Regions from separate parts of the Homo sapiens genome. Here region 2 is linked to region 1. A link is a loop called in an ENCODE intact Hi-C map of the cell type or tissue named here. Cell type or tissue: PC-3. All regions are shown on one strand.

Evidence for each region. Peaks named below come from ENCODE experiments on the same cell type or tissue, not always from the same donor. Only the 100,000 strongest peaks of a DNase experiment are listed, where the experiment ranks them.
Region 2: it touches region 1 in a loop (2.3-fold over the local background); 23 of 110 quality-filtered maps call a loop at or near these places.

The regions. Positions count from the first base shown.
Region 1 is chr4:168,916,163-168,918,662 of GRCh38, forward strand. All of the region lies in intron 17 of PALLD (palladin, cytoskeletal associated protein), which reads left to right. It also overlaps a transcript of CBR4 not described here. Among named protein-coding and RNA genes, the nearest start is that of CBR4, 93 kb to the right of the region's middle. In PC-3, a CTCF peak has its summit at 1,388; no DNase peak of the experiment used is centred here.
Region 2 is chr4:168,832,091-168,834,590 of GRCh38, forward strand. The region is part of intron 10 of PALLD (palladin, cytoskeletal associated protein); the gene reads left to right. LOC124900809 (a long non-coding RNA gene) reads right to left here. Exons shown (of 2, transcript XR_007058361.1): 1 at 647-2,500. Among named protein-coding and RNA genes, the nearest start is that of CBR4, 180 kb to the right of the region's middle. RefSeq lists an enhancer at 1-453. In PC-3, a CTCF peak has its summit at 1,122 (motif pointing right); no DNase peak of the experiment used is centred here; H3K4me3 peaks cover 2,131 bases; H3K27ac peaks cover 506 bases.

The DNA.
Region 1 (2,500 bases):
AGCACTTTAGAGTCCAAAGCCGGGCAGATCGCTTGATCCCAGGAGTTCAAGACCAGCCTGGGTAATATGGAGAAACCCATCTCTACCAAAAATACAAAAGTTAGCCAGGCGTGGTGGCGTGTGCCTATAGTCCCATCTACTTGGGAGGCTGAGTTGGAAGGACTGCTTGAGCCTAGGAGCTGAAGCTATGTGAGCTATGATCGAGCCACTGAATTCCAGCCTGGGTGACAGAGCAAGACCCTGTCTCAAAAAATGAAATGATTCTAGCTTAAGGGGGGGAAAAAGTGAAATACGTCGGATATTTATATATTGTTTACTATGATTCTTTAAATCTAAATTAAATATGTTCTTTACTCAGAACCCTACATGACATTACTCTAGAAAGTCATCAGGAGGTTTTATTTATCCCTTTAAATGTTGAAATAATAAATATGATAAATCTACCATGTCTTCATTCTTTTTTCATACAAATTTTGTATCCATATATCTACTCTGACTTTTATTCCTCCCATTTTCTAATTCTTTTTTTTTTTTTTTGAGACAGAGTCTCACTCTGTCACCAGGCTGGAGTGCAGTGGTGCAATCTCGGCTCGCTGCAACCTCTGCCTCCTGGGTCTCCTGCCTCAGCCTCCTGAGTAGCTGCGATTACAGGCATGTGCCACCAGGCCCAGCTAATTTTTGTATTTTTAGTAGAGATGGGGTTTCACCATGTTGGTCAGGCTGGTCTCAAACTCCTGACTTCATGATCCGCCCACCTCAGCCTCCCAAAGTGCTGGGATTACAGGTGTGAGCCACAGTGCCCCGCCCCCATTTTCTAATTCTAAGATAAGTTAGAGGGACATCTTTCTTTCATCTGTTTTGCAGCAGGGCTTTTTGTTTTTTTGGGGTTTTTTTTTTTTTTTTTGAGACGGAGTCTCCCTCTGTTGCCCAGGCTGGAGTGCAGTGGTGTGATCTCAGCTCACTGCAGCTTCCACCTCCCAGGTTCAAGTGATTCTCCTGCCTCTGCCTCCTGAGTAGCTGGAAGTACAGGCACGCACCACCACGCCCAGTTAATTTTTTGTATCTTTAGTACAGACGGGGTTTCACCATATTGGCCAGGCTGGTCTCAAACTCCTGACCTCGTGATCCGCCCTCCTCGGCCTTCCAAAGTGCTGGGATTACAGGCATGAGCCACCACACCCGGCCTACAGCAAGGCTTTTTAACCCAAGGTCCTTGGGTAGGCAGGCTTCATTAGGTGTTTGAACTCTGAAATTACCTACAAAATTATGTGTGTAAGATAACGTTCATCCATTTCTCAAAGGAGTTTAGGGAAAAAATATTTAAGAAACACTGCTCTAAAATTTTTTGTTTGATTTCTTTTTTGCCCCCTGTTTACTGATCTTAAATTTAGTTTAACTCTTAAATATGGATAAGGTTTTAAAAAGTTATTTGGGCTCCCTCTGCTGGTTCTGTATGGAATATGAGAACACAAATATAGGCTGCTTAGAGGATTTGGGCATTGTTTCTTCAGAAAGTAAATCTGGGATTATAGAAATGTATAAAAAGAATAAATATAACAAAAATATTTTATTTCTTAGGATCATTATTTATTTTTTACAGTATAAATACACAAATTGTGTTTCAGTCTGTATATATTTTATATATATATGAGTGTGTATTCATTTTTGGTCTATAATTAAGAATTATACAGTACAGCTACCATATGATCCAGTTAATTCTACTAGTGCTTATATATCCGAGGAAAATGAAATCAGAGGCTGGGCACAGTGGCACACGCCTGTAATCCCAGCACTTTGGGAGGCTGAGGCGGGCGGATCACGAGGTCAGGAGTTTGAGACCAGCCTGACCAACATGGTGAAACCCCATCTCTACTAAAAATGCTAAAATTAGCCAGGTGTGGTGGCATGCATCTGTAGTCCCAGCTACTCAGGGGGCTGAGGCAGGGGAATCACTTGAACCTGGGAGGCAGAGGTTGCATCACTGCATTCCAACCTGGGCAACAGAACAAGACTCCCCGTCTCCCCCACAAAAAAAAAAAAAGAAAAGAAAATGAAATCAGTAGCAATATCTGCATTCCCATGTTCATTGCAGCACTATTCATAATAGCCAGGATACGGGATCAGCCTAAGTGTCAACAGATGAATGAATAAAGAAAATATGAGATATATATATATATACATACATACACACACAGTGGAAAATTATAATCCTGTCATTGTGACAACATGGATGAACCTGGAGGACATAATGTTAAGTGAAATAGGCCAGGCACAGAAAGATAAATACTACAGGATCTTACTTATATGTGCAATATAAAAAAGTTGAACTCATAGTAGAGAATAGAATGGTGATTACCACGGGCTAGACGGGGAGAGGGAAAGTTGGGGAAATGTTAGTCAAAGCATATAAAATTTCAGACAGGAAGAATAAGTTCAAGAGATCTGTTGTACAACATGGTGACTATAGTTAATAACGATGTACTATATACTTGAAAATTGC
Region 2 (2,500 bases), 84 kb before region 1:
CGGTCCGCGGAGCCCGCTGCAGCTCCCGCTCGCTCCGGACGCGGAATCGGGCAGCAGCGGGAGGCGGCCCGGAGAGCCGAGGTAGGCGCGGGGAATCGGCCCTGAGGCTGGTGGAAGAAATGTGTGAATTAAAGGGAGTGCAGCGTGCAGGGTGGGCCGCGAGTCGGGAGTGCAGGGCTCGGGACAGGGTGGGGGCGGGGAGGACAAGAGACTCGTCAGCGCACTTTCCACCCGGCCGGTTCCTTCCCGAGCCCTCTCCCTCCCCCGGCCCGCGGGAGCACAGATCCCTGAAAGCGGAGCTCCAGATAGGAATGTCTGCATCATCTTGGCAGGGCCCAGACGGGAGAAGATGCTCTGCTGCCACGGACGATCCCTCCCGCTCTCCTAACTCTTCTCTGAACACCTCGCACCCCCACGGCCCCCCGCCCCTCTCTTAATCTTGGCCACGCTCCCTGAGGGGTCAGACCTGGGGTGGGAGAGCAGAGAAAGCGGGGCTGGCAGAGACAGGGGTGAGGGCCGGGAGAGGCGATGACATCATTCCCTGGCAGCTGGCGGGGAGAGGGTGGGGACGGAGGGGTCCCCCCGACCTGAGCCGAGCCCTCCCTTCCCAAGCCCATCCTCCTTTCTTTGGGATGGTTCACCCCACCTGGGCGCCATTCAAAGGAAGTTTGCGCGTAACTCGGGGCGTCCTTTCCCCGGCCGGGTGCTGTGCCCGGCCCGCAGTCGGTGTTTCTTCTGGGCCTGGGGGCGGCGTGGAGCCGGCGGCTCAGTCCCCTCAGTCCCAGGCCTTGGCAGCCGCTTTGTTCACGCCGGGCGCGGGCCGAACCCGAACCTCAGCTGCAGCACTGGCAGCGCGCACCGGCCACGCGTGGGTTCCCGGCCACGGCCGGGCCAACAAGGGAGGGTCCCGTGAGCAGCCAGGCTGGCCCTCCCCGGGCCTGGGTGAGCTCCCAAAGCTGGAGCGCAGGGCTCTAGGCCGGCCCCGCCCCGGGGCTGGGGGCTTCCCGCCCGTTTGTCTCATTTTAACTTTTGGGGGCAGCTCTGTCCCGAATGGTGAGTGGTCCAGACTCTAGAAAGGGGTTTGGTCGCTTGAGCCCGGATTGAGGCTTGGGACCTTTGCTCTCTTGCTGGGGACGGAAGGGGGCGCGCTGGGCAGGAGAGGGGGCGTCTCGGTCGGGTCTCCCTGGGCTCGGGCATCTTCCCACCCTGCGGAGCCGGGTCTTGCGCTGCGTGCCCCGAACAGGCCCGGGCACACCGAGTCCCGTTACTGGTCTTCAGGCGAAATTCCAGGACGGGTGTGCATTCATCAACCTGGGAGTCTCTAGGAGCCAGAGATGACTGGCTCTACATTTTAATGCGTAATCACAGAGAAACTAGCACGAGAAAAGGACAGAGGGACCGACCCAAGCTTCAGAGACATGGAATAATATGATCCTGGTTCATAAGCCTTGAAAAGCTCCCCTCCGCCAGGTTAAGGAATGGTGTCACCAGCCTTGGCTGTGAGGATAATTTCTTGATTTGTGTTATGCAGGCTCCTGTCAGGACTGTCTCCTTAACTCCCACTACCTAAGGAAAAGATAGCCAGAGAATTGTCCAGGGATTTGGGTTTGGGTTGCTTCTAGAAAGACAGCATCTTTCTTGCTATTTTTTTTTTCACATCCCCCCAAAACAATTTTTTTCCCCCTTCAGACTTGGCAGACTTTGATTTAGATAAGAGGTTTGAGTTAATTTGATTTTCCCCATGTCTGTTTAGATCAATGGATATAGGAGATAGTTTGAAGCTAATGTACCCCTATGCCTTTGTGTGAGTGTAAGATTTATAACTTGAGGGAGGCAGTTAATAAATAGCACATCCTTGAACCATAAACATACGAGATAGACAAGAGCTAGATAATAAACAGTTTTTCCCCCAATCCCTAAGCTTTACTTATTTTTTTTACTGATTCTTGTACTTTGTCATTAGAAAAAGGAGTGGGGTTGGTTTCCCAGTGACCGCATTCATTAAGAAACTGGGCATGTACAGCAAGTAGCAAAATATGCCAACATCCACACCATCTCTGGCTATGTGAAAACTTGGTGCCCTGTGTGAGGAGCATGGGGGATGGTTGGAAATAATGCAGCTTTATTTTTATTGTGATTGTTGGAATTCATGAATCATAAAATTCTGATAGCTGGGATGGTGTGGTAGCTCACCTGCTTTAAATAATGTAATAACGACAGGCCCAGTCTGTCCCAGGTGAGGACCACTGACTTAGTAAACAATAAACAGGTGTCCTACTCATAGTAGCCTTAGTGTTGCTTCAGTAGATCCTTATGAGCTCTAGATAGTTTTTAGTTGACTTTTAATATTTTTAAAGGTAACAATAGGCCGGGCATAGAGACTCACACCTGTAATCCTAGCACTTTGGGAGGCCGAGGCGGGCAGATCACGAGGTCAGGAGTTCGAGACCAGCCTGACCAACGTGGTGAAACCCGGTCTCTACTAAAAATACAAAAATTA